Regions from separate parts of the Mus musculus genome. Here regions 2 and 3 are each linked to region 1. A link is a loop called in an ENCODE intact Hi-C map of the cell type or tissue named here. Cell type or tissue: heart. All regions are shown on one strand.

The links. Peaks named below come from ENCODE experiments on the same cell type or tissue, not always from the same donor. Only the 100,000 strongest peaks of a DNase experiment are listed, where the experiment ranks them.
Region 2: it touches region 1 in a loop (2.0-fold over the local background); 2 of 42 quality-filtered maps call a loop at or near these places.
Region 3: a loop joins it to region 1, with 2.0 times the contacts of the local background. A loop is called at or near these places in 8 of 42 quality-filtered maps.

The regions. Positions count from the first base shown.
Region 1 is chr16:57,418,573-57,421,072 of GRCm38, reverse strand. All of the region lies in intron 1 of Cmss1 (cms small ribosomal subunit 1), which reads left to right. All of the region lies in intron 1 of Filip1l (filamin A interacting protein 1-like), which reads right to left. Among named protein-coding and RNA genes, the nearest start is that of Filip1l, 67 kb to the right of the region's middle. In heart, no CTCF peak of the experiment used is centred here; DNase peaks (open chromatin) are centred at 242 and 1,512; H3K27ac peaks cover 925 bases.
Region 2 is chr16:57,484,184-57,486,683 of GRCm38, reverse strand. The region is part of intron 1 of Cmss1 (cms small ribosomal subunit 1); the gene reads left to right. All of the region lies in intron 1 of Filip1l (filamin A interacting protein 1-like), which reads right to left. Among named protein-coding and RNA genes, the nearest start is that of Cmss1, 120 kb to the left of the region's middle. In heart, no CTCF peak of the experiment used is centred here; a DNase peak (open chromatin) is centred at 1,283.
Region 3 is chr16:57,550,363-57,552,862 of GRCm38, reverse strand. All of the region lies in intron 1 of Cmss1 (cms small ribosomal subunit 1), which reads left to right. All of the region lies in intron 4 of Filip1l (filamin A interacting protein 1-like), which reads right to left. Among named protein-coding and RNA genes, the nearest start is that of Cmss1, 55 kb to the left of the region's middle. In heart, a CTCF peak has its summit at 1,031 (motif pointing right); no DNase peak of the experiment used is centred here; H3K4me3 peaks cover 1,146 bases; H3K27ac peaks cover 117 bases.

The DNA of each region.
Region 1 (2,500 bases):
TTTTTTTTTTTTTTGTAGCCCTGTTATATCAGTGTTTTGTGATGTTACAAAAAAGCAAAGTGTGAGGTCAAATTTTCCATTACATACCTCAGCAGGAATGCCAGGGAGTTTAGCCAAACTAGGGCTACAAAAAAAATAAAAATTACAGGAAAGATGATTCATTAGTCAACAATTGCCTTCCCAAGAAAATACAATTAGTTATATGTAGTTGGTTTGGGGAAGGAGGGGTGAGTTCACACAGGCTGGTGGGGGAAGGGAGTGGGGACAGTATCTTAGGACTCTACTACGTGGTTTCAAACTTCATGATGTTTTCAAGTCTAACATCAGAGAAAAGAAAGCTGTCTGTGCTTTGATTCCTCAGTATCTTTTTTTTTTTCCTTCTGTTCACCACATGTTGTCCCTGATTGCAAATTGGATCTTTTGCTATAGAGGCCCAGCGTGTAGCTCAGTCTGGACAAGAAGGAGCTACAGCACCCTCTTTCCTGTCTTTCCTCTGATTCAGGACTCTTCTTCCAGTTCACAGTAGGTCTTCTTGCAGTTCACAGTAGGTCTCCTTTCTCTTCCCCTTTGATTGCTTTGACTATAAGATCAAAATCTCTGACCTTTTAAAAAAATATTTTAAGATTTATAGAAACCCTAGAACTTTGTCTTTAGATATAATTATAACTACATATTCAAGATCCAAAATTATGACAGTGGGGGCGGGAGGTGGGATGGGATTAGCATCAAAGTTAGGAAGACCCCCGACTCCTAACAGTCATCTTATGAAGAAAATTTTATAATTATAGCACTCAGTGCTATAAATGCTTACTCACGGTGAGTCTTCTTTGAAAAACAAACAAACAAACAAAAAAACAAACAAACAAAAAACTAGTGAGTAAACCAGCCAGTAACAATAGCCAGCAATAGATAAGGTGACTCTGTTGTCTGGCGCTCCATTAGCCAGCCAGCAAGCACCATGATCGTAATGAAATATTAGCCAACATCTCCCGATGCTGCCAGATCCCTGTTCACCACTGGCACCAACTGAAAATGTTAAGGCACCCTATTTTATTTTAAGTTTTTGGAAATTGATAATCTGTGTTTGGTTTAGACACTGTTTGCCGGATTACATAATCATGCATTCCTAACCCCTCTGGATGATACTAAATTCACTGAAGAATTTGTTTTCCTTTTATGGAGAAAATGAGGAAAATATCAAAAGGAGTTTTTTTTTTTTTCCTTTTGCCAAATAGTTGATAACCCAGTTGCTATATTATCGTTTCATCCACACAAAGGGATTGAAACAGGAGGATTAAACCTTTTAAAGTGACTTTACACTTGATTGTTTCCTGCGGACAGTTCAAGGAAAGAAATGGACTGAAGATGAGAAACCAAGCCAGAGTCCCCAGGTCTTGAGAACTGGGACAAATGTAACAAGCCTCCACTCACCACAGAAAAATGCGAAGCCTTGTACGTCAGTAGCGAGACCTGACAGAGCAGAACAGGGAGGACAAGGAGCAGCAGACCCTGTGCTGGCTGTGTGTGCCCTGTGTGCTTGTCGCCACAGCCTGGCCTGAGGATCAGTGACAGACCACCCAGTGGAGGATGTCCAGTCGCAGTGATGAAAGTGAGGTCCTGGATGGAAAATAAGTGCTGGCCAGTCCTCACAGCCAAAAGAAACCTTGCTTCAAGCATCTTTAACAGTCTATTCTTTCCTCTCTCCTCCCTTATCTATACCCCCCCACACACACACAGGGGGGGGAGGGCGGGGGGGGGGGGGGGACTAGTACACTGTTTTTTTCCATTGCAAAAGATTTGTTTTGTCTTTCCAAAATCCGTCTACTTGTGTTCCTTCCAGTTAGATTACATAAAGATTTTTATTATAAGAGTTTTATGGCAAACACTCCAGCTCCAGGAATTCCATTGGACCAGGTACTACCAAGTAGCCCCAAGATGCCAATTAATGAGATAGAAGTATTGAAGGCAAAGACAGCCAGCCAATCTGACTCTAGTAAAAAGGCAAAGGACTAGGTTCCTCTTCTATGCGTACTGACATTAACTCCCGGGTTATATAGGAAAGGATTGAAGTGGAGGGTCAGAAGCATGCATAGAGAAATGGCCTTAAGTCAGACTGAGGTCTGATCGATCATTAGTTCAGGATAATCAGAGAGCCTTGTCAAAACCGCTGATGCACTTATCAGATCTGTGGCTCCCTGGAATCCAAAACAGTCACAAGAGAATGATACAAATCACTGATACCAACTGCAGGAAAGTGCTTTTGCTAGTCGCTGGGCATCTGCAGGCCCATGTGAGAGTTGATGCATTTTAGCAAAAGCATCCTCCAAGCCCTAGCTGCAGATAACCTGCTTTATTCCTGACTCTCATTTCGCTCAGGCTTTTGCTACTCAGAAAACTCTAAGGCATCGCTCCTTAACTTTCCTCGTGCTGTGACCCTTAAGTACAGTTCCTCATGTTGCAGTAAACCACCCCCCCCCAATTATTTTTCTTGCTACTTCAT
Region 2 (2,500 bases), 66 kb before region 1:
GAAAGGTAGAAGGGACATGACAGACAAAAGAACGACATGGAGACAAAAGCCATGCATAGACATGTGGAGGAGTTTTGACTATATGCTTTGGCAGTGGAAGCTAGTGTGTTTGTAAGCCGGTTATGTGTGTAGCAGAAAGCATAACTTGTCAGTATTGATGTTGTGAGTAAGATCAGCCAGTTGGGACTGGAGAGAGATTGCATCAGCAGAAAGCACGAGTACTACATGAGGGCCCAGGATTGGTTCCCGCACCCACATAAGAGAAGGCCTTTAGGGCTCTGGAGAGATGGCTCAGGGAGAAAGAACACTTGCTGCTTTCAGAAGACTAGGGTTAAGTTCCCAGCACCTAAGTTATGTAGCTCACAGCAGCCTGTCGCTCCAATTCCAGGGGCTCTGATGTCTTCCTCTGGCCTCAGGCATGCGCACACACACAGACACAGACACACACACACACACACACACACACACAGACACACACACACACACGCACGCACGCACGCACGCACACTCGCACAGAGAGAGAGAGAGAGTGTGCGAGAGAGAGAGATGGATTAATATTTAAAAGGCAGGTATTTTTGTCTCACTGTAGCTCTAGCACTGTAAAAGGGGTAGAGACAAGCTTGCTACCACCAGCCTAGTTCTAGGTTCAGGGCAAGATCTTGCCTTAAAGGCCAGAGAATAAGGAAGAGAGTGGTCCCGCAGAGGACATGATATCTTCCTCTGGTCTCTGCATGTGAGTGCACAGGTACATGTACACTCATACAGAACACACACACACACACGCTACACCCATATACACACATACACAGAATAAACCAGCTTATTGTCATGTCAGGATAAGTGTTTGTTCTGTATTTTTAAGTAATAATCTGCTGAAATAGGTTATAAAGGTGACAGAAATACATGGAATATATTTGCAACTGTTAGAAAATTTCGTTGTAAAAATGTTCAAATAGTTTCTATGCTGCCTTTATAATTTTAAACACACTCTGAAGAGGAACTGAGTCATTTAATCTTTATCGAGGTCCAATTCATTTTGTTGGCTTCATCATATATTTACTAATCTTTAAATCAAAATGCAATAACCATTTAGAGATAGCAGGAGAAATAAGAGCGGCAACAAAGGCATGTTCTGACACACAAAGTGAGATTGGCCTCATGGCACATTATCACATCAGCACCCAGGGTGTGGGGGCGATTGTGTAGAGAACAATTAAAGGAAATTACTCATGTAATTCTTAAAAAGACCTACCAGCCTTGAGTCTGGGATTGTGGTCTTCTGGCCGTAAGCCCAAGCATGTTCACTATTCGGAGAATACGACGAACACCACTCCCATAGGGACAGAGGCGATAGCAGCGTGGGCCTGCCTCTGTCACACAGGCAGAAAGACATGTGCATATGCCTAGTCATTTCTTTGGTCTCTCTTCCCACCCCCACCCCCACCCCGACTCCCTCCTTCCTTCATAATTGTCTACAGTGTATATTGTATATTAGAATATATATTGTGTAATACAAGAATTACAAGGCTCCACCACGAGGCAGGTTAAGTTCATTTTCAGCATTGAATAAAAAGATACAGTAACTCAATAAAACAGGGCAGATTTATTAGGTTTTTTTTTTTTTTCTTCCAGTCAACAAGCAAAGTCAATAAAGATTTTTTTCCGTCCAACTAATCAACTTTACTCACCCGGTTTTAATTACTCCTCTCAATAACTAGTATGAGGTATAGATGTCTATAGATACCCATTTTACAGAAGGGAAAACTAAGGTTCCAAGAAATCAAGTAGCAGGACTTGAATGTGATCTAGATCTTACAACTCCTTACCCAGCCCTTTTCCACAGCTGTGCCTCAGTTAGAGAGGCTCAGGGAGAAGTCCTGGATTCGGATACTTAAGGAAGCACTGTTCCTGGACAGGTCAATGGAGGCCTCTAGGGCCGCCCCAGGTTGCACTGTGAACTGGAAGCATTCCCTCTTTCCTCCGCAGGCCTTGCAAATCTTTACAGTACTCTAGCCCTGTCCGCTCCCCTTCCCACCCACTCCATAAGCTTTCCTAACGGTCAGCTGATCCACTGCAGGAGTCAGCCGAGTCTGGGAAGGAGGAAGATGGATCACTGTCACCACGGGCTATTGTTCATGCTTCTTTCTGGATGATGTACGCGTTTCTGTTATTCCTCTCATGTTTACTCTCTATCTGAATCTATGTCAATTTATGTGCCTTTGGCTCTAAACCACAGTTTATATATTTTCATGTTGTTAATATTTTTAATTGGTGTTTTTAAAGTAAATGTACTCTGTGTTTGGCAGGCCAACAAAGTGGAATGAAGAAAGAGTCAGTCTTGAAAAGTAGCCATATAAGGTGAAAAGTCCCGTTTTGTGTGGGTGCATGTGTACAGACTGCAGGCTTTATCAGGCATGATGTTCATTAATATTTATTGTAACAGTTTACAGTGCAGCCCCTTGAGTCCCTCTGGATTGTGCATAGCCTCAATGACGTAACT
Region 3 (2,500 bases), 130 kb before region 1:
GTGTCTTCCATAATGCCAGGCATCTAGACCAGATGACTACTGCCACAAGCAGCTGTGAAGGTCTGCTGGTATTCTTTGCTGTGTTAGCAGGCCGTGGGCACACACATGCTCTTGAGGTATCCTATTGTCTCTTTAGAACCTACTAATCCATTTAGAACCTACTAAGGCCTGTTTTAAGTGCATTTCTGTGGAGTTGAATGTTTGCTATTCTGGTGTCTACTTAATGTCATTTGCTGATAATTGGCCTTTGGACAAGAGTAAGTAATTCCAAATGGAAACAAGAAATTGAGTGTGCCTGCATCTACCTGTTCCAGTGTCACCTTCCTATCTTGTCTCCTGTGCAGTGCAGGCATTCCTTAACTTCTTCATAACGGAATTGTATTAGACTTATTTGGGAACCAGTTGAGCATAGAAACGTGAGGCTGGTCAGGTTAGAGAAAGAACACTGCTACTGTGTTCTTTACTGTTCTTAAACTCAGAAGTACAACTGTTCTGTGATCCTATCTTAATCTGCTGAAACCTTTCATACAAGCATGAAGAGGGAGGTTTCTTCTCATGGCTAAAAATGTTTGCTTGGCAAGGCCCCTCACCTTTGTTGGCCTAGCTTTCCCAGTCAGAGGCACGGTTAATGCAGATTAGTGAGGGAAAGAGAATCTCAAGTTTGTTTTTTAATGAAAAGGAAGGATGTGGATTATTTACAGCCGCATTGGTGATGATCTATCAGTAATCACTTAACCTCATAGAAGGATGAGACAAATGTCACACACACCTCACTTCAAATAAGCAGCCAGAGGAGAACCTAATAGTCTTTGCAGTATATATCAAACTCAAGTGATTGGGTTGGTGGCTCAGAGATGCTGTGGTGATGCAGAAGCAGCCAGAGGAATACTTGAAATCTCTTTAAAGATCATTTAAACATAGTTCACAGAAACTAGTTAATCAGCTGAAAGTGAAGCAGCATTCATAGTCCATCACAAACTACATAAACTTAATATCATTTTTCCAAAGGTAGTGATTGGATGTATGAACAACAGGTGGCACCCTTCGGGTCCCCAGGGAGGCTGAAGCCAATGTTGCTTTCTGTTCCGATCAGGACTCTGCCTGGCCCACCCTTCTTTTTTCCTGTAAATGAGAGTTTGGGTTTTTGTTTTCTTTGTTTGTTGTTTTCCTATTTACCTTGTAAAAAACCTACAAACAATTAGTGGAAATGTATTCTTCCTCATTTCTCATGTTTAAATGAACTCTGTTTATTACCAGAGGTACTTGTTTGATGGGAACAGACCAGAGAGAATCTTAAAATGCAATCCATAGTGTGTGTGTGTGTGTGTGTGTGTGTTATGGGAAATTAGTTGAAATTTCAACAAGACTGGAAAATGAGGACAAACAACTTGATTCATGTATTAAGAAAATACAATGAAAGTCCACTGATTAACGGCTAGGTTAATTGTTATAACAGGGGAAATGAATTTACAAGCCTAAAACTGCAGTGTAAAAAAGCAGAGAGAGAAAGAGAGAGAGAGAGGGAGAGAGAGAGAGAGAGAGAGAGAGAGAGAAAGAGAAGAAATGCTCACCTAGACAGCCCACTTTGAGATAGTGTATCCATGATAAATGTGGTTTAACTTTCAGTTTTAAAAGAGGTCTTAATTTTTTAAAGCATGCTTAAAATTGTCTATCTGAAAAAAAATTGTAATTTTAAAATATGTGATTGAAATGTTAGAAAAATGTTTGTATGCTCAAAACCAAAGGCAGACTCTGGGACACAGCTTCCAGGGCTTTGACAGAGGCTCTGCTTTTCAAGAGTTGAACTATAGTTTATGTTACAGATGGTGCTTTGAAATAGCCGACACAATAATTGATGGTTTCTGGTTTCCCCTTCCACTACTATAGAAAATGCAGATACCTTTTCCCAAGGCACGGATTTTTCTCCTTCCAATCACTGTCCATAAAACACAGACAGACAGACAGACAACAAACCTCCTCTCTTCTGTTACATATTCTGAACATCTTCACTGTGGCCTGGCTGGCTGCTGGCCCCTCTTCATGGTGAGAGAGTTAGTTCCCTTGGATTGAAGTAATGGTTTGGAGGAATCTTACTTCTTAGTACTAACTTGCAGTTTATTTATCCTATCTTCAGACCTGACAACATGTAATTTATTTTTAGGATAGAAAAAAAAAATCAGCCTTTTATTTCTCCAAATAAAAATAACACAAAACAAAAAATCATATAGGCAGCAAAAATAGTAGGTGTGTCATATACTTTTAAAACTCAACTACAAGAACTACTAAAAACATTTCTCAATTTTGATCACATTAAAAAATGTTTCATTTTAAAATCTCATATTTAACTCCCCCCCCCCCTGACAAATACAAATAAAATAATCCTTTGTACCTCAAAATGGTTGTAGTTCGTGTCTGTAAAACATTTGAACAGTAGCTTGTATGGTCTTTCCCATGCCAACAATATGAAAGCGTTTTCAGCCTTTCAGCCTAAGTCAACAGA